Regions from separate parts of the Homo sapiens genome. Here regions 2, 3, 4 and 5 are each linked to region 1. The links are chromatin loops, found by intact Hi-C in ENCODE. Cell type or tissue: endothelial cell of umbilical vein. All regions are shown on one strand. Each heading gives the region's core, and the rest is flanking DNA. Links, peaks and the distances in the headings are about the cores only.

Region 1 (5,863 bases), core at 864-5,863:
TACAGGAAGGGGCGAACCTTCAATCCACCAAGCCACAGCATTTTGAAGTGGATTTAAGATAAAGATCAAATAGGATGGGCACTGGCCCCAGCCTCACATCGGGCCCCCTTCCCCAGACACGGGCCCATGAGATAGAGACCAGGGAACTTTCTGGGTTTTGGGACTCTGTGTTCAATTCATAGAAAATGTCTTTCTGCAAGTTATTCTTAGTGTCTTCATGTGGCTTTTATGGTTTCAAATACGATCCTGGGTCTTCTCTGCTCTCACTGTGGTCCTCAGCTGGGGAAGCTCCCGGTTCCAGACAGGCTGCAGAAATAATCCAGCCCATCCATTTGGCAAGAAAGCCAAAGATTCTTGAAGAAAATAAATTTTAAAATATGTGACATCTTGAGAATCCCACGTGGTTGCTTTTGATGTAATGGGCTAACGCCCCTAATTCTGTGTCCCCGCCAGGGTCCAGCTCTGAGCAGCTACTTGCAGGCCCAGGCTCTAGAGCAGGGCCAGTGGCAAAGGCTGTGCCGGGCCTCTAGGCACTGCCTGGAGGTCTCCTGCGCCCAGCTCACACCTTCCTGGAGCTAAGCTTCGCCTGCCCTGGAGGAAGGTACGCAGGTGAGCCCAGGGGGTCTGTTTGCCCTCAAGCCCTGGTTGAAGGAGAAGCAGGGAGCTGTGTTCTCCCCAAGTCTTGGTAGCATGGCCCCTCTTCCATCCAATTATTATGACTACTTGAGATGGAGTCTTGCTCTGTCACCCAGGCTGGAGTGCAGTGGTGCAATTTCGGTTCACTGCAACCTCCACCTCCCGGATTCAAGTGGTTCTCCTGCCTCAGCTTCCCAAATAGCTAGGATTACAGACACGTGCCACCATGCCCAGCTAATTTTTGTATTTTTAGTAAAGATGGGGTTTCACCATGTTGGCCAGGTTGGTCTTGAACTCCTGACCTCGTGATCCACCAGCCTCACCCTCCCAAAGTGTCCATCCAATTATTTACCAAATATGTATAGAGGCCTGGTAGGTGCTGGGTGTTGTGGTGAGCACTTATGTTTCAGCCTCTCGACAACCCTGTGGGACAAATGAGGAAGCTGAGGTGCAGAGAGTAGGGCAGGACCTTCCTGAGGTCCCATGGCCAGATCCTGAACCAGATCTGGGTGGCTCCCCAAGATCTGCTCTTGACCACTCCTAGCCACTGCGAGACCTCAGCACTGGGCCACCCCGCCAGGGCACCGTCTCCCTCAGAGCTCCAGTCCCGAGAGCTGACAGCAGCCTGGGCTCTAAGGGAGCACCGTCTCCTGACCCAATGTGGAGGAATCCCATGACTAAAGACCCAGACCTTGTGCTGGAAAGTCATGGGTCTGTGGCCAGAGCCCCTACCCACTGAAGGGGAAGCTACAGGAAGGACTTAGGGGCTTTGCTGGGGCTGGCTGTCTCCCCACTGCACACAGACACACACACTTGCATGCAGCCTCAGAGCCCCAGCTCTGCCTCACCAGCAAATTCTGCCACAAATCCTGTCTCCCTGCAGCCCCTCTCCCATCAGGCTGGAAAACCCCAATGGGAGAGAGAACCAGTTCCCAGCCCTGATTCAAAGGACCCCAGCTGGGCGCCATCACTTTACTCCTGTGTGTGGGCCTCCACCTGGGTTCAAGGTCGCTGTGAGGTCTCCCACCGGCACAGCAAGACCACAGACATTTGCACCGCTCTGCGGCAAGGTGGCTGTGTTACTCTGTGACGATCACACACGGCCATCTCTAGCTGAGAAGGGCCTGACCCTTTGGCCCATGTGCCCTGGGGTCCAGCCCCGCTGGGGTCCAAAAAGCATAACATGGTCACTGCTGGCTGGAAAGTTTCCAGCACTCAGTCTCTGGGTGTTCCCGCTCCACTTCCGGAGTCAGTGTGGTTCTCCCAGGACCCTAGACCCGGGGCCACCTCCCAGGAATATCAGCCCCCAACCTGGCCCACTGCTTGGGCGGCTCTGGTCCCCCCAATCTGGCCGCCTGTCAAGGATCTGAGGCTTGGCAGGGCTGATGGCGCCGGGACAGCGTGGGACGGCCCAGGCTCTCTGCAGCCCTGGTTCTCCGGGCAGAGTGGAATAGAGACACTCGCAGCTCCTGGTCCTTGCCTTCCCACTCCTCCGAACCCGGCCAGGACTGCACCCTGCGCTGCCCCAGATCCGTGCCTCCAGCTGGAATGGTAAACTGGGAGGGGGCAGTGTGGCTCTGGCTCTGGTCAGAAGCACAAAACAATCCAGACAGCCCGGAGCGGGATGGACAGGGCTGGGTGGGGTGGGGGAGGGCAGCTCATAGAGCCGTGCTCGAGGGAGGCGGGTAGCGCAGAGGAGAGGGTGCAAGGCCCTAAGAAGAGGAGCGGGGGGACTAGGGCGGGGCTCAATGGAGCTGGGGCGTCCGCAGACTGGAAGGAGCCGGGACCCCCGCTCCAGAGCCTCCCTTTCCATTCTCGCTTCTTCCAGTGATTCCGAGCCCCCGACTCAGTCTTTCCCCCAGGTAGAGAGAATCCGAGGCTGTTTCTGCCGCTGAAATCTGAGCGGGAGAGCATCCCGAAGCCGCCTGCGTGGAGCGAGCAGCCCCCGCGTCATGGGCCAGAGGCGCCCGGGAGAATCTGCGGGTCACGGATCACACCCGCAGGGGCCTGGCGGAGCAAGGTGCCGTTCGCCGCCTGCGGGCAGGAGCCGGCTCTGGGCCTCGGCCCCTGCTGTGCCGTCCAGTCGGCCGCTTCTTCGCTTCTTCGGCAAGGGAAGCGGTGGAGAGGCGCGGGAGCCCCGATTGTGCTGGAGAGATCTGGGACCCCTGCGCGTCTGCGTGCGAAGGACCCGAGACCGGCCAACTCAGCTGGGAGCACGGGACACGAGGAGTGAGGACAAAGGGCAAGGAACGGGGCCTATAGGGAGGGTGTGTGTGTGTGTGTGTGTGTGTGTGTGTGTGTGTGTGTGTGTGTGTGTGTGTGTGTGTGTAGGGGGAATGAATGGACAGCGGGGAAGGCATGCAGAGGGGCCCAAGGGGTGTGGACTCAGCAGCCCCACCCCAGACCAGAGAAGGCAGCCAGGCTCTGGCGTCCACCGAGCCAGCGCCCCTATCTGGGCGCGGGCCGCATGGCGGCAGACCACCCTATATCCGCCTTGGTGGCGTGGGATATGACTGGCAGGAGCGCGGAAGAGGCGCTGAGAATGCATGCGCACCCGGACAGACCAGACGCGGCACGGAGGGGGTACTTCCCACAAGTCCTCCTGCCTTGAGACCAGGCCTTCGAGTGGTCCGGGGAATGCGCCTCTGGGCACAGCCAGCGGCCCCAGATCGGCACTGGACGCCAACCCGAGTTAGAGAAGCCTGGGAGACTGGATCGCAGGGGCCCTCATTCAGCCAAGGAGGGGGAAAGGAGAGCTGTAGGGTAGGAGAGGCCAGGCACAGGGAAGGTGGGGAGGGGATGGAGCCTTGCGCCAGGAGTTGGGGGTGCAGGGCCTGTGACGAGAGAGTATTACCATGTGCACCCTGAAGGAGAGGGAGAGGGTCTGGGCCTGGAACGAGGACTCTCGCCTGCAGGCAGTCGCCCAGCCCCGGTTGCAGGGATGGACCGCGACCAGCAGAGGGCAGAAAGTGCCTGGTCCGCCCGCCGGCCCCGAGCCGCGCTCCGCGCCTCGGGACTCTGGCTCTGTGCGCCGAAGCCTTGCCCGCCCGGCTTCTCCCTGCAGCAGCCGCGCCCCCGCCCCAGATGCCCGGAGAAGGCGGCTCAGGCCCAGCCCAACTTCGCGGGTCCAGGCCTGGGGTTTCCAGGTCAAGCAAAGAGGGGACCGAGATGTGGGAGAGAAACTCCACATTGACTGTCCACTCTCCCCGACCTAGCCACACAAAGGCGCCTAGAAATACACGAAGGCACAAAGCCCCCCACCACACACAAACACACACACACACACACACGCTAGGAGACACGCGAGCACACAGAAGCATTCAGAACCCCGGAGATAAGCACAGATACGCAAAGCTGACAGAGACACCCATACAGAAAAGGATCGCAGACACAACACAGAGGCTGAGACACGCACAAAGACTTAGGCCCCCGCATGAAATGATGCGGACACACACCCCAGACACAGGCACGAAGGACCCACACATTCACATACACACGGGTGCAGGGGACTCAGACACAGATCCACAGATTCACCCCTGGGAGTCTGGAAGGTTGCAGGGACACACATACCGTGTGTGCAGAGCCAAGGAGCACACGGAGGCAAGAGCCGCAGAGGCGGGGGCCCGACACGCACAGACACACACAGATACCCACCGACACACACGCAGGTAGGGTAGGGCGGGAGCCTCTAATCCTCCACAAAGCCGGGCCCCTCCGCGGGGCCCCGCGGCGCAGGGGGCCACTTCTGACCAAGCCTCCCGCAGGTTCCAAATCCGATCCGCCCTTTCGCCTCCAGCGAGGTCAGGGGACCCGCCCCCCATGCCCTCCGCCCCCGCCCGGCTCCGCGCCGCTGCCTCGCTCCGGGAGGGGCCGGGGCCGCCCCGCAGCGGATCGCGGGGGGTCAGCCCGCCGCTACCCCGGGCCGCAACCGCCCCCCTGCTCCCCGGTGAGCCGCGCGTCGGTGGGGACCACGGGCCGCAGACAGCCGGTCCGACGCTGTGGCCTCTCGCACCGGACGCGGGTGCCAGGCCCGGCTGGCGCGGAAGTCGGCAGCTCCATCTCGCCAGCTTTCGCGTCCCGTTGCCGAGGTCCACTTTGCCCAGGCTGGCTAGAGCACTGTCCTTGATCCGCGCGTCCCAGCGACCCCTGGCCGGGCACCCGACCCGCCAAAGGACCCCGATCTTGGCAGCCAACCTAATTTCTTCAGAGCCGCTACCCTGGGGCCACCACTCCCTCCTAGCGCCCCTCACTGCAAACCCTAGGAGGCCCGGGTCTTGCCCACTGCTCCTGCCCCTGCCCGGGGACCCCTTTTCCAGCCTTAGTTGTCCTCTAAACTCTCGGTCGCCTGAACCCAGGCCTGACCTTCCTTGTCGTCCCAGTGTCCCCCATTCTCGATCCCGGGGCCCCAACCTCCCATCGGCTCAGTCCCCCGCCCAATCTCTGCCAGGCCCGGAGCTTTCCCAGACCCCTCACCCACACTCCAGGCTCACTCCCCGTTCCTGGGCCTGGGCCCCCCTTGCACGAGTCCAGGGCCAGCCGTCCTCGCCTTCTGCCCGCCCCCGTCCTTCGTTCCTGGGAGCCGGCCCTCTCCGCGGACCAAGCGGCCCCGAGCAGGCGCCGCCGCCCGGGGGACTCCGACTCAGCCCCCGCGACCTACCTCGGCCGACAGTCGGGGGTTCCCAAGCGGCCACTCCCGGCCGGCGCCGTCCCCTGGCGGAGCCGCCGCGCTCCCTGCCGTCCGCGCAGTCTGGCCTCGCTCGGGGCCACTCCTCGTAGCGCTGGAGCTTTACAAAATATTAATAATAAAGAAGGCAGAGGAGAAAAAAGAAAGCCTTCGCTCCCCAACTCCCAAATCAATTTTTCAAGGGGGTGGAGCAGAGGGATTTGTTTCGAAGACGATCAAAACTTCTGCGAGGGGCCCGCGGGGCGGCCGGGCCGGGGAGCCGGGGCCTGAGCTCGGGGCCAGGCGCGGCGCGGGGCGCGGGCCAGGGGCGCGGAGCCCCGGGGCGCGCGGGGGGGCGGGACGGCACTATTTGACGTGGAGCCGGCGGCGCATCCCGGCGCAGGGATACCGGCCGCGGGGTTCAAATGTCAGGAAGTTTCGGGAGGTGAGGCGGCCCGTATCCCTCCGCCGCCAGCCCCAGCTCTAAACCCGGCGGCTCAGCGGGCGCACCATGGCACTGGAGTAGCGCGGGGAGCGCGCCCGGAGCCCCGCGGCCCGCTGCGC
Region 2 (5,000 bases), core at 1-5,000, 110 kb before region 1:
CCTGCCCATCCACTCAGCCACTACCTATCCACCCATACCCACCCACTCACTCACCCACCCATTCATCTACTCACCCACTCCCCCACCCACCCACCGCTACCCACCCACTGTTCACTCATTCCTGCATTCATTCTAGGCTGTGATCTCTACTGGGCTCTGGAGCTACAGCTGAGGCTCCACAGCTGCCCTGAGCATGAGGAGGGTATAGAAAGTGTTGTTGTGGTCCGTTCTCCCCGGGGAAGGAACACGCTTCCCAGAGCAAGTGCCCCTTTAGTGGTCCTTAAGGACACGTAGGACTTTGCCACTTGAGGGAGGAGGAGTGTTCCTGACAGAACTGGCTGGGAGAGGAGAGAGAACCATGCAGGGGAAAGACCTCTCCCCAGGATGTGGGGCTCAGGGCTCTGCATCAGGGTGGGGAGCTGGGAATCACTTGCCCTGCTCCTGGACACAGGCCAGATCCTGGGTGGAAGGTGTTTTGTGAGATAGGGTGCCCTGAAGGTGAGGGCGCTCTCCAGGCCCCTGTCCCCCAGGGGACAGGCAGCCTAGGGCAGGGTGTCCCTCAGAGACAGACTCTCAGCGTTGTCATCACCCAGTGGGAGACCCAGGCTTGGAGGAGACAGGAGGGGCTGGGTACCGATGAGGATTGACAGAATGACTGGGATGCGGACTAGTAGAGAGGAAGAGACTGGACTGGCAGATGGCCATGCATTTATTCAGTGACCCGGGCTGGGTGCTGTGCTGGGCAGTGAGGACACAGCAGTGCCCAGACACACAGGCTTCTGCTTCTGGAGCTCTTAGCTCCAGGGAGCAGGGGCTGAACTGGCTGGAAGTGGGGGGCCCTAGAACCACATGGAACCAGCGGGGCCCTTATTGCACCCCCTGGTTTAGGGTGAGACCCCCCAGCTGGATCTGGGGTTCCCTGCTCCTGGGTTGCAGCTCCCAGGTTAGAGCTCATGAACCATCTGGGCGGGCTGTTAGGAAAACAGAAGTAGCTTCCTAAAGGGTCTGCGGGAGCCCTCACCCACCCCTCTGCCCACGCCCCGCAGTGTGGTCATTGAAGGCCTCTCCCAGCTGTGCCCTGACCCCGAGGCCTTGGTCAGGTGGTGCAGCCTCATGGGACCTCGGCTCACTCCCCAGTAGTGGCAAGGAGGTTCTGTCCTGCCAGACTACTCGGCTCCCCACTCCTGACCACAGGGGTCACAGCCCTGAGCTCCAGGCCCAGCTACAGGGCCTCGCTTTCAAAGAGAGCATTGAACAAGGAATCCACCTCATCTCCGGGGCATGAGGTGAGCATCCTGGCTTCTCCCTACCCCCAAGGCCCACCTGCTCGTGAACAGCCTTCCTCCTAGTGAAGCACTTTCTCACGCTTTCTGGAGCTGGGGCTTCCCGCTGGGTATGCAGCCTCTCCAATGTCTCTAGAACCATGGCCCAAGTAGGAAGCAAGGACTTCAGCTGGCCCTGCAGCTGCTGGAAGAAGACGTGCAGGGTTTCCAAACCGAACAGTTGCTCAGAGTCACCTGGGGTCCTTGTCAAAACGCCCACACCCACTGAAGTACTGCCTGGGGAGGGGCCCTGGAATATGGCTCAGAAAGCAGCGGGCGGCCCACCCTCGTCTCGCAGAAGAGGCCTGCAGGATGGGGCCGTGGGGCCCTGAAGGCCTCTCCCGGGACTGCAGCGCTTCAGGCCTCGCCATATGACGTGGGCACTGTGCTGGGCCCTGCCTCTCTCCTCCCGCAGCGTTTCAGAAGCCAGGGCTGCATTCCTCATCTTCAGGAAACAGATGAGGACGTGGAGCCCCTCATGTGAGGAAGCTGAGGCTTTAGGATTTTAGAAACAGGAAGAGCCTGTATCATAGCCGAGGCCGTGGGAGTGCCTGAGATGGAGGGGGATGACTGGAGTGCTGAGCCGGGGGGGCTTGGAGAAGCAGACAGGTGGGGCTGCTGTACAGAATCTCCCCCACCTCTCCCTGCCTGTGCTAGGGCCAGGCCCATCCGCCTGCCCAAGCCCACCCATCAGTGTCTGTCCACCCCTGCACCAGACTCTTCTCGTTGGCCCCAGCCTTGGCCCCTTTGGTTCCCTCCCACCTGTCCTCACCTGGCCCAGCCCCTGCCCTCTGGACTACACCATTCCTGGCCCTATCGTGATTCACCCGTGAGCTCACTAGTTCATGTCTGTCGGTCTGGCCCCCATGCTGGAGTTGCACCCCAGGAGAGGTAGGTGCCAATGCCTGCCCTAATGCAGGTTTCCCAGCCAGCCCAGCGCCTGCCCCCTGCGCCTCTCTGGGCCCAGGCCTCGTCCAGCATTGCCCAGCTCACTCTGGGACCTCAGGAAGTCAGATCCTTTCTTGGGCTTCACTTTCCTTCTCTGCAAAGCTCGGGTGCTGGGAACAGCCCCTTACTGCCTTTTCTCGTCTGGAGCCCTCTAGAGTGTTTAGTATGAGACCTGGTGTGGGAAGGAGGGAGGAGGCTGGAGGGGCAGTGCACTTGCCTTCCCCTCTGGTGATTAGTGCAATTAATACTGAAATCACCTGAGTGTTTTCAAAAAATGCTGGTGTCCCCGTGCCGGTTAAACCAGGACCACTCCTGCCAACCACAGGTGGGGGCCATGCATCACTGTGGTTAAAGCCTTTGGTTCTGATGCATAACCAGGGCTAATTCTCTTCACTTTCAAGGCACTTGCACACGAATCGTCCTAGTTGTGGGTAGACCAGTAGGTTCTATTGCCCCCTCTTTGCCTCGAAGCTGGGTGCTTTCCAGGTGCTGCTGGAAGCTGCAGTTGGCACCTTCTATCACAGGACACTGACCTCACTATGAGAAAAGGCTTTTAGAAGCTGAGACTCTCGCACCGTGGCCTGAGACGCCTGCTTCCATCAGTGGCAGGGTCCCCGGGACCCCTGGCAGAGCCTCCAGGACCCCTGGCAGAACCCCTGACAGTTACATCTCTTTCCCGAGAGAGGCCTCAGGCCCGGGCTGCCCAGCTGCTGCAGTGGCGGCCTGTGCCCACCAGAGGGCGCAGGCCCGGCGCTGCGCAGCTGGACCGGGCTGTGCGGACCAAATGCTTTTTAATTGAAAATTTTTTTAATTCAAAAAGGATTTGCTGTTTGTTCGCAAGTGCAGGTTTTCCTTATGCAGGAGACTAATGTCTTGAGTAAACAGATCCGGGTCCAAATCCACCTTCAAAGGTACTCGCTGTTTGCCCAAGGGAGTGAAAGGGCTTCCAGAAGCGGCCCCGTCTCCTGGGTAAACACGGCGGGAGGAGCGGGCAGGGACCGCGTCTGCGGGAAGGCGGCCGCAGCCAGAGGGGATTATGTCGCGGGACATATGTTGAAATTTCATTTGGGGAGTTAGGGAAAACAAGAAGCGGGGGTGGGTGGCGCTTTTCTCCAGCCAAGATAACCTAAAAAGGGAAAAAATCCCGAGGGAGAGAGGGTGGGGGCGCAATCTGTGCGCCCTCGCGGGGACCGGCGTGGTGCAGGCAGGAAGGGGCGCCTTCTCCGCCCTCCCCCAGCCCGCGGGCCGGGAGAGAGGAGCTCAGCCCAGCCCGGAGGGCCCAGCCATGCCCTCCCCGTGACCCTGTCCCCACTCCTGGCCACAGAGACTGGGACAGCGGCACAGGGTCCCCACGACAGCCCCTCTGCCGAATCAGCCAGTTGCTCACACAGGCGTGGAAGCGTCCTGCTCCCCCGCTCACCATCCAGAAAGCTCCCGCTAGGCCCGGGCCTAGGCTCTCTGGCTGTGGACACTCGGGCTGGGGCTGCAATCGCCCTTAACCTGCTCTCTCTGGCCGGCCAGCCCTCAGCACTCCCTGCCACCCCCAGGAACCCGGCCCAGTAGATACAGCAAGACCTACTGAAGGAGCAGAAGGGCGCGGCCCAGGACGCCTCCCCCAGCCCCTCCACTGCCCTGCAGGAACCTGGCTCTGGGCTTTCTCCCTCTATCATCTGAGATGCTTCGCGTTTGCAGGCATCTCCCTGGCATGGCCTTGGAGCATCCAAAGTGGAGCACCTCCAAGCCATGTCCCACCCCCTCCCCCAACCAGTCCTTCCCCAGCTCCTTTCTGCACAGCGTGTGGTCTCTGGCCCTTCCCTCTCTGCCCATCCATGTCCACACCCATTCCCAGGTTCCAGTGATTGGGTCGTAGAATTCTCTAAACTGATCCCCAGACCAGCAGCATGGGGTTACCTGGGAGCTATTTGAAATGCAGATTCTCAGGCCTGGCCCCAGACCTACCCAGTCAGAATCTGCATTTGACCGGGACCCCCCGGGGACTGGTGTGCGTTCAGAGTTGAAAAGCCTGCTGCATGTTCTCTCCTGAGCCGGGGCTGATGGCCTAACTATCCACGCCGTAGGCCCTCAGCCCCGCTGTCTCCGCAGGCATGTGTGCCCGTGGCACTCTCCTCTGCACCTTGGCACCTATTGCCCTAGGTGCCGTCCATGCCCTTCCCCAGTCAGGCCCCGAATCTGCTTTCAAGATGTGAATGCCCCCTGCCCCGCGAAGCCCTCCTTGCTCTCTCCGGTGATCCCCACGCCCCGTGCATGTGCCCTCGGAGGTGGCCTTCATGCTGGGCTGTGCTGGGCATGCCCGCCCCCTCCTCTGCTACCTTGGGAGTCCCGCGCAGGGCGGATGTCAGTGAGGGCTGATGAAGCCAGCCAGGGAATGAATTTGCCGCTGTTCCCTGCCGTGCATGTGCCCAGGCGGCCACCAGGTGGCAGTGTCCTCCCAGACTTTGGCGCAGCTCCCCCTCCTCAGCCTCCCGGAGCCGGAGTCTCCTGACCGCGGCCTGTGCCTGGTGGTTGGCGAGCAGGAAAGTGAGAGGGCTGGAGTGAGAGAGCTGGCGCTGCATGGTGGGTTCTCTGGAGCAACCAGATGCTCAGTGATCGCTTGCTCAGTGCTAGGGCGCGGCGGGCCCTGATCTACCATCGCTCATTCCATCCTCCAGGCAGGCCTGGACATGGGCGCATCACCCCACCTGAGAGATGAGTTCACTGAGGGCAGGAGAG
Region 3 (5,863 bases), core at 864-5,863, 79 kb after region 1:
CTTGGCTCACCACAATCTCCACCTCCCAGGTTCAAGTGATTCTCTTGCCTCAACCTCCGGAGTAGCTAGGATTACAGGTGTGTGCCACCATACCCGGCTAATTTTTTGTATTTTTAGTAGAGACGGGGTTTCACCATGTTGGCCAGGCTGGTTTTGAACTCCTAACCTTAAGTGATCCGCCCGCCTCAGCCTCCCAAAGTGCTGGGATCACAGGCGTGAGCCACCGCGCTGGCCTGATCATTCCCATTTTATAGATGAAGAATTTGAGGTTCAGAGAGGTCAAATGCCTTGCCTAAAGCTGCACAGCAAGGAAGTTATGGAGGTTGTGCCCGCCACACCTGCTGCTTTACACTGACAACTCGCTACATCTTCATGCTGAGATGCAGGCAGTGTTGTCCAGCCCATTGTATAGATAAGTGAGCTGAGGCTCGAGAAGAAAAATTACTTGCCCGGTCACCAGCTAGCAAGTGGTGGGACAAGGCATGGAACTCAAGTCCATGTGATTCCAATGCCACCTGTCTGTGGCTGGGCCTTCTTCTCAGTGGCTGGCTCCATAGTCCTCCGTGGTGGGAGGCACGAAGAGAGGGGGAATGGGGGCTCACAGAGAAGAGGGAACCCCGCTGGTATCCCCAACCCCTCCCATACACGCCATTAGTCGCTCTCACCCCAGCACAGTAGACAAAGGCAGCCCCATAATTGGGAGTGAGTATTTCATGCATCCCCCCCGATGTTTTATTGGGTGGAGAGATGCTTGGAGACCAAACGGATGGCGCATTCTGTTTATAAAGTGCGCGCAGTTTGTTTTATTTCCTGAGTTTTTGCAATCTAGATAACAGATGATACCCTGAGTGGCTGGCGCTGCCTCTGTAATGGCGGCACTGAGCCTTTGGAGAAGTATTAATAATAGATTGTGTTGATGAGTTTGGAGAAAGTAGCAATCGACCCCCTGCTGCCAAGGCATTAGCGCGGCTGTTCTGAGCACAGCCAGCACTGTGGCTTTGACTGCAAATGCAGGTCACCCGCCCTGCTGCCCCTTCCCCAGCCTAAGAAGGTTTCCTCTCCGGGAGTCACCCAAGGTGTGCTGACCCTGGCCTGGGACCCTGGGACCGTGGCGCTCCCACGCTAGCAGCGACACGGCCAGTGTCTGTCCACTCAGAGGCCGCAGAGGTCAGGCTGCAGACCTTAGTGTGGCCACTAGGTCAGGTGGAGTGTGGGGAGGGGACAGAGGGGCAGTAGGGGTTGGGGGAGGACCACCCTCCATGTCAGAGCACCGGGTTCTACAAACCCAGGCTCCTTCCTCAGCCCCTCGGGAGAGCTGGACAGCCAGCCAGATTCCTAGGGCCTCTGCCTAAAGCTGTCACTGACAGTTGGGTAGGTTGTGCCCTGAACAAGGGGATTCAGCCAGAGGGCCAAATTAGAGCCAAAATCCAGCCCACATTCCCCTTGCAGAGCCATGCCCTGCAGGCTGGTGGGGTCCAGCATGCCCAGAGCAGAGCCTGGCCTCAGCCTCAGCTCACCCCAGGCCTTTACTCACCTACTCTGTAAACACTCACGGAGGCCCCCTTGAGGATCAGATGGGGCCAGGTCCTGTCTCATGGAACCCTGGTAGAGGTGGTAGAGTTGGGCACCAACAGGGACATGCATTGTCATTCTGCTGTGATACCCGTGTACTGAGTTACATGCTCAGCATCCTCGAATCCTGACAACAGCCTTCAGGAAGGGCTTGACATCTCCATTTTACAGGAGTAAACTGAGGTGGGGGACGCTGAGGGGAGCATAGAGGAGGCTACCTCCCCCAGACTGGGGCATCAGAGAAGGCTTCCCAGAGGAGGTGGCATTGGAGTTGGGCATTGCAGGATGAGTAGGAGCCTGCTGGGTAGAATAGAGGTGGGTGGCAGGGGTTGCTGGGGGTGCCCCCTGCTGAGTGCTCTGGCCAGTGCCCAGGCAGCATGCAGAGCTCCAAGTGGCCCTGCCCACTTCGCCCCACCAGCTCGCCGTGGGCGGTTCTGACGGCAGCTCCAGGAAGGGAGGCAGGCGAGTGCCTCCCATTTATGGCCATTTCTGTTCCAGAACCGATTAGTAGAGAATTGCAGCTGTAATCTGTGCCCGTGATGGTGGGCCATAAAGAGGGATGGGATGTGCACAGCGCTCCCAAGGTGGCGCCCGCAGACATGGCCCGGGGACGCCGGGAATGAAAAATGGTTTTAATTCCCTCCCAGCAGCAATAATTTGATTCTTCATAAATTTTTCCATCAAAGTGTTGTTGAGCTGAGTTCCCACAGAGCAGGACACGTGACAGGGTGGGGGAGTGTCGGGAGGAGCGGTCAGCAGACACAGCAGAGGAGGGGCCGTGCTGCCCAGCCCTCCTGCTAGTGCTGACCAGGGCCCGGAGACCACCTCTCCCGGCCCTCGTTTGTCTGCAGAGATGATGGGAGATGGGAGATGGAATCACGTTGTCATGTGGAAGCTGGATTAGGCCCAGCCTGGGAGTTGCCTCCAGCATTTACTACCCATGCGACCCTGAGCAAGCAACTCTGCCTCTTAGCACCTCAATTTCCTCATCTCTAAAATGGGGTTAATGTTCATTCTTTTCTTGCAGGGTTGTTGCAAGGATTAAATGCGTCTCTGCATATAAGATGCTTAGAGCAGGGCTGGCACTCTATACGTGCTCAGTGAATATCTGTTCGTGATGGAGATGCGTAAGCTGAGACGGAGGGATGGGAAGGTGTTAGCCAAGCCAAAGGACAGAGAAAGATGGGTCGAAAGATGGCTGCCATGATAGTGCTCTGGAGAAACTGCAGGCTGTTCTTTGGGGCTGCAGCCTGGGGAAGCAGAGGGTAGAAAGGGAAGAGGCGGGATCATGAAGGGCCTTGAGTGCCAGCCTCAGGAGCTCGGATGGTCTCCTAAGGGCACTAGGGAGCCATGGAAGAGTCTGGAGCAGGGAAGCAGCTTGATCCGATTTGTATTTTAGAAAGATCCCCCTGGCTCCTGTGTGTGTGACGGTTCCTGTGTGGGCTGGGGTTTGAAGGATTGAAGGGGCCAGGAGCCCAGAGAGGGGACCAGGCAGTTGCTCGGGCAGGAGAGGAGGGGCCCAGGCTGGGCAGTGGGTTGGGCAGGGCTGGGAATTGCTTGGATGTGTTGGTGAGGGAGGATCAGAGGAGAGGCAGACCAGGGAGCTGAGGTAGAAAGGATCCTTTCCAGCCAGGGGCTGACCTGGCCCCCAAGGAAAGTTTGAGTGGACCCTCCACACTGCCCTCTTGTGGCCACCGTGTCTCTGAGCTGGAAGGGCCCTGAGCTGCCACGCCCGGGACAGGTGACTCTAGGCAGGATGCCAGCACCCACCCCAGGGCCACTGGGGGCCTGTAGGCAGAAGAATAGGGCTGCAGGGCCCTTCTGCTGTCTGACCTGGTGCCCAAGGAGGGCCTCTCCCTCCCACCTGGGCCTGAGGGTCAGGGTGGCAAGAGGGAGAGGCCCTCGGCAGGAGTGGCCTCTGGGAGGGACTTCTGAGCACCGCCAACACGCCCGCTTTGTGCATCCGCAGGCTCTTCGCGGCCAAGTGCAGCGGCTGCATGGAGAAGATCGCCCCCACCGAGTTCGTGATGCGGGCGCTGGAGTGCGTGTACCACCTGGGCTGCTTCTGCTGCTGCGTGTGTGAACGGCAGCTACGCAAGGGCGACGAATTCGTGCTCAAGGAGGGCCAGCTGCTGTGCAAGGGTGACTACGAGAAGGAGAAGGACCTGCTCAGCTCCGTGAGCCCCGACGAGTCCGACTCCGGTGAGGCCTGGCCTGAGCTGGGGGCAGGCCTCAGGGACGGGGGTTGCTGGGGTGTCCTGGAGGGGAGTCCCGGCTGGAGAAGCCACCTCCTGCTTCCAGGACCTGAGCTGCACACAGATGGTACATGCATATCCAGATGCACACGCGCACTGACGTGTCCACCTGTGTGCACATGATACGAACATGCATCCCCCCAGGCACACTACCCCTGAGACCTACGCATCCATACATATAAACATATGTGTGATCACATGTGTGCACACAAGCACATAAAATGCATGCAGGAATACCCCTACCCTGAGTATGGATACATGTACATGTATGTGGAGATATGTGTTCACATACCCGGGAATTCAAAAGCCACACCCAGGTCCACACACACAAGTGTACACACTTAAGCATACATACACATACACACATGACACAGCACACTTGTGCACTAAACACCGGTCCACATGGCTGCACATATATGTTTGTCCACATGCTCACATGTACTGTGGATTGTGCTTGTGTGCACACACACACCTCTTGTTCTCTGGCCCACCCCCCTTACCCTCTCTGCCTTGATGGCCCCCCACCAACCCGCAGCCCAGCTCCACAGGGGTCTTCACCAGCACCCAGTCCACAGGCTGGGGATGCCTGAGAGGCAGGGAGATGATGTGCCTTCCCCTTCTCAGCCCCCTGGAGCCTTCAGCAGTGAGAAGCAAACAGCCTCGAGCCAGCCTCTGTTTCCCAGCCGAAGGGAGGGGGCTGGGCCCTCTGTGCTGGAGGGAAAGACCCCATTTCCCAGGGTGAAGGACCCTCCCTCCTCTGCTCTAGCCCCCAAAAGGACGAGGCCAATTTGAAGGCCTCCTGGCAGACAGGGCAAGCCCAGCCAGGAGTGAGCCTTAAGGAGGGAAAGCCCAGGAGGTGGCTTTGGTCCTTGTTCTTCCTGGGAACAGTGGGGAAGGACTGGAGCAGGAGGCATGGAGAGGAGGTGTCCCGGTCTGCCAGGCCCCATGGGTAACCTGGAGCCCTCCGGCAACAGGATCTGCCACATGGGAAGGGTTTTCCATGGCCAGGGCCTGCGTGGAGGCAGTGAGCCCACCACCATCTGTCCCTACCCATCCCTGGGCAGGGCACTGCTGCAGCCAGCTCCATGGCTTCCAGCTGCCTGGACTCCTGAGGAAGAGCAGAGGCTGGCCAGCCCCAGCAGAGGGGGTCTCAGTGGGAGGAGATCACCCGCCTCATACTCCAAGAACAGGATTGAAGAAAGGAGACCAGCCTGGGGGGCAGCGGGAGGCCCAGTGGTGGCTGGGGAGGCTTGGCCATCCATCTGGGGCTGCTGGCATTTCTGAGACCCAAACCTGGGGCGGGGAAGTGCCATGTGTGCATGGTGGGTGTGGCTGTAGCACTGGGAGAATGCACATGCTTCCGCACGCTGTGTGTGTCTGTCCAGATGCATGCATGCCTGTACGTTCCTGCCCGTGAGCATGGGCCCATGTGTGTGAATACGCCTGTGAGTTGCACGCGTGAGGGCCTTTGTGAGCCCACGTGTATGTGGCAGCAGGTGAGTGTGCATCTTACGAGTGTGTGCGTGCATACGCTGTGGTCAGAAGCACTCTTGTGTGAATATCTGTGGTGTGTGTCTTTGCTTGCACACTTTCGTGTATGTCCACACAGCCATGTGCACAACCGTGCGTGCACCTGTCTGCCTGTTCCCCGAGTGGGCCTGCCTTCCTGAAAGTGTGTGCAGCCACATGTACGTGTGTGCATGCCTGTGCTGTGGTTGTCCGAGGCGCACCTGTGTGAGTTCCTGTGCAGGTGTGCCCTGCGGCCCAGGATGAGGGAGTGAGGCGTGTGTGCCGGGGAAGGGACTCGCAGGGTACAGCAGGCAGGAGACCAGGGCCCAGATGAGGTAGGGCCTGTGGGCCACGGGAGGGAAGGAGATCTTATCCTGGGCCACTGGGGAGCCACGGCAGGTGTCAACAGAGGGGACAGGCTCCCATCGGGCAGCAGGTTGCCGAAGGGGACAAGGCTGAGGCCTGGGCTGCCCCCGCCCCTTCATCACAGGCCGGGTTGTGTCCCCCACAGTGAAGAGCGAGGATGA
Region 4 (5,863 bases), core at 89-5,088, 50 kb after region 1:
TTTTATCACATTAGTTTGCAGTTATTTGTCATCCACTTTGCTTAAGATAAATGCCGAACAAATAATCAAATTATCAAGCCAAAACCTGGGAAAGTCATTTGCATTCATTGCAGCAGGAGAGACCGGGGGTTCAAATTCAGAAAGCCCCCTTGCCTGTATCAGGCCTGGTTTGCTGTGGAGAGAAGGAGGACTTCCTGGGGACATGAGAAGTCCATACTGGAGGCAAGAGGCACCCAGAAGCCCCACATAGGATGGGGCAGGCCTGATCCAAGGCTGGGATACAGGGTGGGAGGGACCCTTCAGGGGGCTGAGAGGCGGGTGTTCTGGGGCTGGGGTCTGCCGAGGTATCCTCTCCTTCATGCACGCACAGAGAGGCATGCAGACGCTCAGACGCACTCACAGGCACACTTCTTACTGTCTGTTGCTGGGAGCCAGGGCCTTTTGTCTAGCCCCAGAAGGGCCCTGTCACAGGCCTGAATGGGCCCCCTTCCCCCATAGAGAGTGACAGCTTCAGGCAACTCATGCCCCAAGCCTGTCTGGTTCTTGTCCTGGCCACCAGTGCTGGGCAGGTGGTGAGGAGGGTCCCAGGCCTGGGCAGAACGTGTCCAGGGGCACTGCTGACCCTCTCCCAGCTGGGCTGGGAAGGCGCCCTCCAGCAGCGGCTCCTTAGTGGAGAATGGCAATTTCACGCTGTCCCCAGGAGGCTGTCCTGTGCTCCAGCTGGGCCAGGGCTAGGTCGGCCCTGTAGGCCCCCATCCCTCCTCATCCCAGCAGGGCGGGCATGGCCCATCCAGCCTCTCCACACATTCTCAGGCCAGGGGCTCTGCTGGCTCTGATGATGCTGGCTTAGCTTCAGAGGTGGTCCTGTGTGGGGGTGCCTATACCGGCCTTAGAGATTGTCCTGTATGTGTGTCTATACTGGCCTTAGAGATTGTCCTGTGTGTGTGTCTATACTAGCCTTAGAGATTGTCCTGTGTGGGGATGTCTACACTGGCCTTAGAGATTATTCTATCTGGGGGTGCCTACACTGGCCTTAGAGATTGTCCTGTGTGTTTGTCTACACTAGCCTTAGAGATTGTCCTATGTGGGAATGTCTACACTGGCTTCAGAGATTATCTTGTATGTGTGTCTACACAGGCCTTGGAGATTGTCCTGTGTGGGAGTGTCTGCACTGGCCTTAGAGATTGTCCTATCTGGGGTGCCTACACTGGTCTTAGAGATTGTCCTGTGTGTTTGTCTACACTAGCCTTAGAGATTGTCCTGTGTGGGGGTGTCTACACTGGCTTCAAAGGTTGTCCTGTGTGTGTCTACACTGGCCTTGGAAATTGTCCTGTGTGGGGGTGTCTACACTGGCTTCAGAGGTTGTCCTGCGTGGGGGTGTCTACACTGGCTTCAGAGGTTGTCCTGTGTGGGGGTGTCTACACTGCCCTTAGAGATTGTCCTGTGTGGGGATGTCTACACTGGCCTTAGAGATTGTCCTGTGTGGGGGTATCTACACTGGCTTCAGAGGTTGTCCTGTGTGGGGGTGTCTACACTGGCCTTAGAGATTGTTCTGTGTGGGGGTGTCTACCCTAGCCTTAGAGATTGTCCTGTGTGGGGGTGTCTACACTGGCTTCAGAGGTTGTCCTATGTGTGTGTCTACGCTGGCCTTATAGTTTGTCCTGGTGTGGCCAAGGCAATGTAAGCTTTCTGTGGTCCGTGTACAACTGCTTGGAGCTGCCCAAGAAGTGACTTCTAAGGGCAGTGTAAATAGTATAGCAATGAATGTGGATGCTGCAGCCAGGTGGCCTGGGGTCAAACCCCAGCTCGACTACTGTGAGACTTTGGACAAGACACTTACCCTCTTTGTGCCCCAGTTTTCTCATCTGTAAACTGGAGTTAGTAGCAGTAGCCACCTCCACTGGTCACTGTGAGAGTTAACTGAGTTAACATTGTGAAAGGCTTGTATCAAAGCCTAGAACATGGTAAACCCATAGAAGAGCTTGGAATCCATGTGAGGGGGATTGCAAAGGCTGATGTGAACCCTTGGGGTGATCTCCACTGAACTCTACTATTTATCTGCCCCTTCTTTCACCTAACAACAGTATTCCCTGAGCCCGTAGTGTGGCTGTGGCGGCAGCTCCAACCAAGCCAGTTGAAGTCAATGCCTACTGTGGTTCTTGGGTTGGACTCAACACAAATGATGAAACAGGCAGTGACAGGGCATTTTGGGAGACGCCATGATAGGGGACCCACAGGCAGCTGCTGGAGAGTCAGAACAGGAGTGCTCAACCAGTCAAGGGACCCCACAGAGGATGTCCCTACAAAAGCAACGTCTAAACTTAGAGCTGGGATCTGGGATGGGTAAGAGGTAGCCAGGGGAAGAAGAATGGAAATTTGGAAAACATCCCACATGGGACAGCCTCACACAAGGCAGCCTCTAACCGTAGTAGACACGCCCATACACAGGACAACCTCTGAGGCCAGTGTGGATGCCCTGACACAGGGCGACCCCTCAAGCTAATGTGGACACCCCACGCAGGGCGACCTCTCAGGCCAGCGTGGACGCCCCACGCAGGGCGACCTCCCAGGCCAGCGTGGACGCCCCACGCAGGGCGACCTCTCAGGCCAGCGTGGACGCCTCATGCCTGGCCCCCTTCAAGGCCCTGTTGGCTTCTCTCCAGGAACTCTGTCTGTCGGGGCCAGAGTGGGTTTCTGAGCAGTTGGACAGACTAGGCAGCCAGGATGGGGCAGCTGCTCTGGGTATGGTGGGTGGAGGGCCACTGTAGGGGGCACAGAGGCTGAGCCGAAGCACATGGTCGCTGTCTGTTTGTGGGGCAGCAGGAGCAGGTTTAATGGGCCAGCCCCGGAGGCCATGGAGAGGCGGCTTTCAGAGGAACCCCAGACAAGGGAGGCCCCTCCCTCCTGCCCCAACTGCCCCAGCTCAGCTGGGCCACCAGGAGCCTGGGGCTCTGTGGAGCCCTGTGGGGCCCCGCCCACCCCTCCCCACCTGCCAGCCTGCAGTGTGGCTGCGGGGCCCGAGTTGAGCAGGCACCTGAGAATGCCAGGCCCCAGTGGGAGGGGCTTGGCCTGCCCCTCTCTATCCTTGGAGCCCTGAGGGTTTCCTGCAAGGTGTGGCCGCTGCAGAGGGGAGGGGGACACCTGGCCAGGCCTGCAGCGCCCCCTGGCCCAGTGGCCCCTGCAGCCCTCAGCCGCCTCAATCAGTCATCTCCCTACCCTCTGAACAGCTGGTGCTTCCAGGGAAATTACCTAATGAATCAACAATGCAGGGATTGTGGAGGCGGAACTGCAGCAGGAAGGGGCCTTTCTCCCATGCTAGGCCCACTAGGCATGGGACACCTGCGGGGCAGCCGAGCCCCCTGCACCCCTCCCCCACGCAGCGCCCTGCAGAATAAAGAAAGCTGGAGTCAGACAGACACAGGGCTGCTGCTACCAGTCCCTGCTTTGCTGTTTGCCCGCTGTGTGTCCTTATGCAAGTGTCTTTACCTCTCTGGGCTTCAGGTTTCTCGTCTGTACAAATGGGGTTAATATGGTGCCTTGTACTGGGAGGCTGTGCTGATTAAGAGTAGTGGCCCCTGTGTGGTGCTTAGCATGAGCCTGGGGCAAGTGACTGCTCAGTACCTGGTGGTTTAATAATAATAATGATTATCATTACTATACCTTCTCAGGAGACATTCATCTGTGTATAGTTCCCAGTGATCCTTGTCAGGGAATTCCCTTTGAGCCTCAATTTCCTCGGCTGTAAAGTGGGACCAGGATCTGTTTGCTTGAGGGTAGTGGCAGGGACTGGTTCCTGCCCCTGGAGACCTCCTGGCTCCCAGCCCAGTCTGGGAGAGCAGCCCTGAGAATTCTGCAGAACCAGTTCCCTGGTCTAGCCATGGGAGGCTCCCACGCCCTGCCCTCGGGAGGAAGGAGGCCTGCTCCCAGGGTGGGCACAGGGGCCCAGAGAGGTATGGGTGGAAGTGTGGGCTGGGCTGGGAGCCGGTGGGCGGCCTGTTGGAGCAGGCCCCAAGCTGGGCACAGAGGGCCCATTGTTGCTGGGCTCAGCCAGGCCAGGCCCACGAGAGCGGCCACCGCTGCCGGGATTCAAGAAGTGTCTAGACAGGGCAGCCCCAGGCTCTGGCCTAAGCTTCCTCCAGGTGGGGCTGTGCCACCGGGGACATATAGGGAGCCTGGTGCCCTCAGCTCAAATGGGACCTGACAGACAGAGGAGACTGGGGCAGAGGCAGGACTACCCGTCAGGAAGACAGACAAACACAATCCAAACACACTGCTGGCAAGGAGGGTGGCGTTGGCAGTGGTGGCTCACTTGGGATCTGGAGAGGAGCTTGGACCTGGGAGTCAGAAAACTCTGGGTTCCAGTCCTGGCTCTATTGCTGTGCAACCCAGGGCAAGCGAATGTCCCTCTCTGAGCCTTGTTGACCTCAGCTGAACAACCTAAGGCTTAAGAATTTTGAGGCTGGTGCAGTGGCTCACACCTGTAATCACAGCACTTTGGGAGGTTGAGGCGGGCGGATCACTTGAGGTCAGGAGTTCGAGACCAGCCTGACCAACATGGTGAAACCCCATCTCTACTAAAAATACAAAGAATTAGCCAGGCATGATGCATGCCTGTAGTCCCAGCTACTCAGGAGGCTGAGGCAGGAGAATCACTTAACCCGGGAGGCAGAGGTTGCAGTGAGCCGAGAACACACCACTGCACTCCAACCTAGGCGACAAGGCAAGACTCTTTCTCAAAAAAAAAAAAAAAGAAAAAAAAAAGAATTTTGAGAGCAGAGGGACTTGGGTTCAAATCCCAGCTCTGCCACTTCCACAGTTGTGTGACCTTGGCAAGGAATTTGACCTCTTTGAGCCTCAGTTTTCTCATTTATAAAATGCGGATAATAGTAACCCTTGTCTCTAAAATGAGATAAACACATACGATGTTTGGAGTAGTGCCTGGCGCCTAATGACTATGCAGTAAACATTAATGCCTGCCTCCATTGTTATCACCATTTCAATTTGTTTTGGTTGATACCAAGCTTGTGGATCGCTTGCCAGGCAGTGTCTGGCACATAGTCAACACACGGTACTTGAGAATGCTTTTCCCAAGACGATGTGCTTGGCCCTTGCCCTCTCCTTGGCCTTGGTTGCCCTGCTTGGGAAATGGGCTCATCCCAGACCAGGCCACCCATGGGGCGGGGCAGCAGGCCAGGCTGTCTTTGGGGAATCCCGGGGGCCTCTCTGCCTCCCAGTATGGGGCTATTTTTAGCCAGGTGGGTAGAAGTTGCTGCTCTTATCTCTGCCTGGTATTTTTGGCACATCTTGACTGCCAGGGCTCCTCTGCCCTCCCACGCCAGCTGCACCCACGGAGCCCAAGTCTGAGTCCTGTGCCAGGCTCTTGTCTCCCAACCCCAGCCCAGGGGATACCAGGTGGAGGATGCCTGTCCAGCCAGCCCTCGTCTGCCTCCAGCCACCTCCAGGCCACCCACAGCTGGCCCCAGGTCTGAGGCTGTCGGGGGGGTCTCACATCTGTAAAGGGGAGCCGCGCCATACTCCCCTCCCCCAACGCTCTGTGTCGTTTCCATGGTGGTGAGCACAAATCCCCCAGCCCTGCACAGAGGAACCTTGTTTGTTTCGCCTGCATAACTTGGAGACCAAGTCACAGGACCAGGCCCCCCAAGTTACCCCCGCAGCGCAGCCCAGCCCAATCCCCCACCCAAACAGACAGCCCCAGGGATGGGGGGGAGGCAGTTATACCCCTTCCCCTTGAACCAGGCCAAGGGGCCCTGTGGGCAAGGAGCCAAGAGGTGTCACCTCCAAGTCCCTTCCCTGCTGGGAGTCTCACTTCCCTTGTCTGTAGAATGGGAACATGTCACAGAGA
Region 5 (5,863 bases), core at 864-5,863, 170 kb after region 1:
GCGTACTCTCAACAGTGGCCACACCAGTTCACTGTCCTGCCAGGACCAGAGTTTCTGCATCCCCCTGTCTTCACCAGCATGAGCCTATCTGATGAGGATCAAATGAGCTTCTCAACACCTCTCTCTCTTTTTATTTATTTATTTATTTTTGAGACAGAGTCTTGCTCTGTCGCCCAGACTGGAGTGCAGTGGCTCGATCTCAGCTCACTGCAACCTCTACCTCCTGGGTTCAAGCAATTCTCCTGCCTCAACCTCCCGAGTAGCGGGGATTACAGGCATGTACCACCATGCCTGGCTAATTTTTATACTTTTTTAGTAGAGATGGGGGAGGTTTCACCCTGTTGGCCAGGCTGGTCTGGATCTCCTGACCTTGTGATCTGCCCGCCTCGGCCTCCCAAAGTGCTGGGATTACAGGTGTGGTTCACTGTGCCCAGCCTCGGTTGTCTTTTTTTTTTTTTTTTTTTTTTGAGATGGAGTCTCACTCTGTTGCCCAGGCTGAAGTGCACTGGCGCAATCTCAGCTCACTGCAACCTCCACCTCCCAGGTTCAAGAGATTCTCCGTCTCAGCCTCCCAAGTAGCTGGGACTACAGGCGCGTGCCACCACGCTCGGCTAATTTTTTGTATTTTTAGTAGAGATGGAGTTTCACCGTGTTAGCCAGGATGGTCTCGGTCTCCTGACCTCGTGATCCACCTGCCTCAGCCTCCCAAAGTGCTTGGGATTACAGGCGTGAGCCACCGCCCCAGCCTTGGTTATCTTTTAACACAAGTGGCTCCAACTGCTGATGCACCTCCTCATGGCCCATCATAACATCCATGTGCTGTGCTCTGCTAGGGAGGTGACACGGGCACTAACTTGGCTATAGCCAGCTGGACAAGGGATGGTGCATAGGTCTAAGACAAACCAAGGTGCATGGCTAGTCCCAAGATGGCCCCTCAAACTCCACTCACACTGAAGGTGCCAATCAACTCATCAAAAAGCAAATGCATCAGCCTGGACAACATCGCAAAACCTGTCTCTACAAAAAATACAACATTTAGCTGAGCCTAGTGGCACGCACCTGTATCCCAGCTGATTGGCTTGAAGGGCTGACACAGGAGGATTGCTTGAGCCCTGTGAGGTCGAGGCTGCAGTGAGCCAAGAGCATGCCACTGCACTCCAGCCTGGGTGACAAAGTGAGACCCTGTCTCCAAACAACAACAACAACAAACACACACACAAAAAAAACAAAAATCAAATGCAGTTTGCTTGCTCACCACCTCTCTTCAGGAAGTCGAAACGTGCAACAAAAAACAGGAATGTGGTTGATTTGGTTTGGGCTCCTGTCCTGAGCCCCCGTTTGCAATCTTCTTGGTTGTCTATGAGACAGGAGGAGGGGCCACAGTATATGACAAACTAGGGCCTAAGACTGGGTGGCCCTGTCCCCTTCAAGCTCCAAATCCCTGGTGCTTTTGCATATAGGCTTTCAGAGTCATAAGCTCTGGAGTCAGAATATCTTGGGTTCAAATCTCATCTTAGCCACCTGGCAGAGCTGTTGTAAATGACAAGCACTCAGTAAATGCGAAGAGCTTAGCAGGGCTCCAGGCACATACTAAGCCTCGAAAGTGGCAATCTATTACCATTAACAACCCATAACATAGGAGATACATTCTCCACCTTATGGATAATAAAAGTCATTCCCAGAGAGGCTGATAGCTTGCAGGAAAACAGAATTCAAACCCAGGTTTGGGCCAGGCACGGTGGCTCATGCCTGTAATCCTAGCACTTCGGGAGGCCGAGGTGGGCGGATCACTTGAGGTCAGGAGTTCAAGACCAGCCTGGCCAACATGGTGAAACCCCATCTCTACTAAAAATACAAAGATTAGCCAGGCGTGGTGGTGCTCACCTGTAATCCCAGCTATTCGGGAGGCTGAGGCAGGAGAAGTGCTTGAACCCGGGAGGCAGGGCTGCAGTGAGCCAAGAGGGCACCACTGCACTCCAGCCTGGGTGACAGAGCAAGACTCCATCTCAAAACAAAACAAAACAAAACAAAAACAAAAAACAAAAGCCCGGGCGCGGTGGCTCACACCTGTAATCCCAGCACTTTGGGAGGCCGAGGCGGGCGAATCACGAGGTCAGGAGTTCAAGACCAGCCTGACCATTTTTAGTCTCTACTAAAAATACAAAAATTAGCCAGGTGTGGTGGCGGATGCCTGTAATCCCACCTACTCAGGAGGCTGAGGCAGGAGAATCATTTGAACCTGGGAGGCAGAGGTTGCAGTGAGCCGAAATTGCACCATTGCACTCCAGCCTAGGTGACAGGGTGAGACTCCGTCTCAAAAAAAAAAAAAAACAAAAAAAGCAAACAAACAAACAGAAAAACAGGTCTATGGGTCTGGCCCCTCTATTTGTTCTCGCTGCCTGACTTCATTGACTTCCACTCCTGCCAGGAGCTGGACTGAGTCGAGAACTAGATGCCTTCATAGAGCTCCAGGTCCTGGTCTTAGGGTGGGAGACCGGCCCCCTTAGCAGGGGTCCCTCAGGGAGTGGGAGGACCAGGGCGAGCCTGGGTCCAGGCAGGGCTACAAGAGGCTCCCAGGTGATGGGGAAGGGGGCTGCCTGGCCCTTCTCCAAGCACATTTAGAGCCAACCCAAGGGAAACCCCGATTCTGTCAGTGCTGGCACGCCTGGGGCACAAGCATCGGAGACATTAAATATTAAACACGTCGGCTGCCTTCCAAGCTTGGTAATTAAAACTCTTATTTCATATTTTACACAGGATGGACGGGGAGGTCACAGACTGCTCTTAGATGTTTCATAGTTCCTTGTTCACAGATGAAGTGGCTCTTCCGAGGAAAACCTCCTCTCACTTGGGATCCTCGCGCCCTATTTATTAAGTGATTTCCTGGGAGGGAGGCCAGGGAGCGGAGGTCGGGGAGGTCTCCGGGGTGTAAGGCCCCAACCAGGAATCCCAGCAGGGTTTTGGGCTTTCTTTCTGCTTCTCCAAAATGGGCCTGGGTTCCCAGGAGACGGCCGAGGGCGCCTCGCCCCTGCTGGAAGGGCAGCCTGGGAGCTGGAGTTGGCAAACGGGAGGGGACGGGAGGGGACGGGAGGAGCCCCAGGGGAGGGGGCGTCTTCCCTTAGCTTTCAGCGCCATCTGCTGGCCGTATGCTAAACTGCCGCTCCCCCGGAGGCCAGCTAGAGACCAATTTCGAGTTCTGAGCAGGGAGAGAGAGGAGGGGTTCCAGGACAATCAGGCCTGGAGCTTCCAGAAACATTCCAAAAACACAGTTTAGATTTTTAATTGTTCACTCAGTCATTCTCCCGGGGTCTAGGGAGAAATAGGACTCAGACTCGGATCTCTGGGGACCTACCCCAGCATGATAACCTGGGTGTGCCTGGGGTTCATGGGGGCCTGGGAATCACGGAGGCCCCCTCACCTGCATTCACTGTGTGCCAAGCACTGGCCTACATCACTGACATTTGTTGTATCACTGCAGGTGCTGTGATCTTGCTGCCGTGCTCATTTGACAGATGAAAACACTCAGGCTGTGAGAGAACCCCAAAGCCAGAGGATTCCCTTGATCACTCCCCACCATGGCCAACATGATGAAATCCTGTTTCTACTAAAAATACAAAAATTAGCCGGCCGTGGTGGCAGGCACCTGTAATCCCACCTACTCGGGAGGCTGAGGCGGGAGAATTGCTTGAACCTGGGAGGCGGAGGTTGCAGTGAGCCAAGATCACACCACTGCACTCCAGCCTGGGCGACAGAGCAAGACTCCATCTCAAAAAAAACAAAACAAAAAGAAAGAAAGAACAAGGGAGAGAGGAGAAAGCAAGCAAGCCAGTGTGAGGGAAAAGGAGTGAGAATGGGGAGGGCCTGAGATAAGACTGCAGCAGAAGGTCCGGGGCTACTGGATTTGAACCTATAGCTTTAGAGCATGGGGCACCATGGAGAGAAGAGAGGTAGGGAGGAACACGAGCAGATTTGTGGTTTTTTGGGGGTTTGTTTCGTTTTGTTTTTTGAGACAGAGTCTCACTGTGTCGCATAGGCTGGAGTGCAGTGGTGCAATCTTGGCTCACTGCAAGCTCCGCCTTCCGGGTTCACGCCATTCTCCTGCCTCAGCCTCCCGAGTAGCTGGGACTACAGGCGCCCGCCACCACGCCCAGCTAATTTTGTGTATTTTTAGTAGAGACGGGGTTTCACCGTGTTAACCAGGATGGTCTCCATCTCCTGACCTCGTGATCCGTCCGCCTTGGCCTCCCAAAGTGCTGGGATTTGTGTTTTTAAAATAACCCTCGGGCTGCACAGTGAAGCATCGCAGTGTAGGGAGCAGGGTGGGGGAAGGCTGGAGTCAGGGAGCCCAATTTGGAAGCCGCTGTAGTCAGGTGAGAGAGGATGGGGTTGGGGGAGGGAGCCTGAACTAGGGCAGAGGAGACAGGAGTGGAGATAGTGGATGGATGTGGAGATTGAAGCTGGAAATAGAGCCCAAGAAGTATCCATGGCTCACATTTCTGCAAAACTGGACACCTGGAGGTGACGTTCACTAAAATGAGGCCCATACTTCTCCCACCACATCTCACTGGCCAAGAGCAGTCAAGGGTGGGAGCATTCTCCACCTTTGGTGGGAAAGACCATGAAGTTACATGGCAAAGGGTGCACATGCAGGGGGACTAAAGAATCAGGGCCAGTGACGCACAGTTTTTTGTTTGTTTGTTTTTTGTTTTGAGACAGAGTCTTGCTCTTGTTGCCCAGGCTGGAGTACAGTGGCACGATCTCGGCTCACTGCAACCTCCGCCTCCCAGGTTCAAGCAATTCTCCTGCCCTCAGCCTCCTGAGTAGCTACAGGTGTGCACCACCACAGCCTGCTAATTTTTTTTTTTTTAATTTTTAGTAGAAATGGGGTTTCACCATGTTGGCCAGGCTGGTCTGGAACTCCTGACCTCAAGTGATCTGCCCTCCTCGGCCTCCCAAAGTGCTGGGATTATAGGTGTGAGCCACTGTGCCCAGCCAGGTGTCCAGAGAGAAAATGATCGATGTTTGAGAAGCCACCTTCCCCTTCCACACCCTTGTCCTGGTAAAGGAGAAGGAGTCTTGCTTGCTGATTCAGCTCCTGGCCGCCCTTCTCTTGTGGGGATTCTGGGTGAATGGTGAATCTCACATAAACAAGCTAGAGGTTAATCTATGTAAAAAAGACTTGAGAGTGAGGGCAGGTTAGGGAGAAAAAAACTGCTTAGGCAAGGAGAAAGAATACTGCCTGGCTCCCAGTAGCAACATGGGCCTTATTCCAGCCCTTCCTAAGGCCTTGCCAAATTCCCAGCATTAGTTCCTTTTAATAAGCCATCAGAGGAGACTAGGCTGGGAGTGATGAGACTTGGCATGCATTTTTTTTAGAACACTGGCTAAGAATAGCTGAGAGGTTCTCAAGGGCAACAGGTAGGAGGGGTCAGGCCATCCTTATCACAACGCTCTAGTCATTAAAACAGTGTGGTTTCAGCACAAGGACAGACACAAAGACTAATAGAGGGGAAGGTAGAACCCAGAAGCAGACCCTCAAACACACAGGCACATAATCCATGACAGAGGTGGTCCACAGAGCAGTAGGGGACAGAGAGAGTCTTCAGTAAGTAATTTTGGGACGAAATTGAGTACCCATGTGGAAAACATGAAATGGACCTCCACCTCCGCCATATGCAGCAACACCCATTCCCTGCAGGCCTCCCGGAAGGTCTGGAACCAGGAACTGGAGAGCTATTGGAACCGTGGCAGCTCCGCCGTCCCCGGCCCACTTTTCCCCCTCCCCTCCTGATGCTTACAGAACGCATTTTAGACACTGGGCACTGTGCTAACGGCTTCTTTGCATTCTCATTGAGTCTCCACA

Evidence for each region. Hi-C counts contacts between places; a loop is a spot of excess contacts. Peaks named below come from ENCODE experiments on the same cell type or tissue, not always from the same donor. Only the 100,000 strongest peaks of a DNase experiment are listed, where the experiment ranks them.
Region 2: it touches region 1 in a loop (2.9-fold over the local background); 4 of 110 quality-filtered maps call a loop at or near these places.
Region 3: it touches region 1 in a loop (17-fold over the local background); 57 of 110 quality-filtered maps call a loop at or near these places.
Region 4: it touches region 1 in a loop (2.2-fold over the local background); 6 of 110 quality-filtered maps call a loop at or near these places.
Region 5: it touches region 1 in a loop (12-fold over the local background); 81 of 110 quality-filtered maps call a loop at or near these places.

Annotation. Positions count from the first base shown.
Region 1 is chr9:126,608,156-126,614,018 of GRCh38, forward strand. It overlaps LMX1B (LIM homeobox transcription factor 1 beta), which reads left to right and starts at 5,773. Exons shown (of 8, transcript NM_001174147.2): 1 at 5,773-5,863. It overlaps LMX1B-DT (LMX1B divergent transcript), which reads right to left and starts at 5,644. Exons shown (of 2, transcript NR_184148.1): 1 at 5,294-5,644; 2 at 1-306. RefSeq lists enhancers at 1,893-2,757, 4,701-5,669 and a silencer at 3,479-3,548. In endothelial cell of umbilical vein, for the core only: a CTCF peak has its summit at 3,582 (motif pointing right); a DNase peak (open chromatin) is centred at 3,616; H3K27me3 peaks cover 3,912 bases.
Region 2 is chr9:126,496,360-126,501,359 of GRCh38, forward strand. The region is part of intron 9 of MVB12B (multivesicular body subunit 12B); the gene reads left to right. Among named protein-coding and RNA genes, the nearest start is that of NRON, 88 kb to the left of the region's middle. RefSeq lists a silencer at 2,891-3,185. In endothelial cell of umbilical vein, for the core only: CTCF peaks have their summits at 3,027 (motif pointing right) and 4,705 (motif pointing right); DNase peaks (open chromatin) are centred at 3,142 and 4,742; H3K4me3 peaks cover 276 bases.
Region 3 is chr9:126,687,295-126,693,157 of GRCh38, forward strand. LMX1B (LIM homeobox transcription factor 1 beta) reads left to right here. Exons shown (of 8, transcript NM_001174147.2): 3 at 3,542-3,774; 4 at 5,848-5,863. Among named protein-coding and RNA genes, the nearest start is that of LMX1B, 76 kb to the left of the region's middle. RefSeq lists an enhancer at 587-1,469. In endothelial cell of umbilical vein, for the core only: a CTCF peak has its summit at 3,257 (motif pointing left); no DNase peak of the experiment used is centred there; H3K27me3 peaks cover 219 bases.
Region 4 is chr9:126,658,689-126,664,551 of GRCh38, forward strand. All of the region lies in intron 2 of LMX1B (LIM homeobox transcription factor 1 beta), which reads left to right. Among named protein-coding and RNA genes, the nearest start is that of LMX1B, 48 kb to the left of the region's middle. RefSeq lists enhancers at 3,923-4,536, 5,007-5,523, 5,524-5,863. In endothelial cell of umbilical vein, for the core only: CTCF peaks have their summits at 3,174 and 3,374; a DNase peak (open chromatin) is centred at 3,263.
Region 5 is chr9:126,778,824-126,784,686 of GRCh38, forward strand. No RefSeq gene overlaps it. Among named protein-coding and RNA genes, the nearest start is that of ZBTB43, 23 kb to the right of the region's middle. RefSeq lists an enhancer at 730-899. In endothelial cell of umbilical vein, for the core only: a CTCF peak has its summit at 3,166 (motif pointing left); a DNase peak (open chromatin) is centred at 3,128.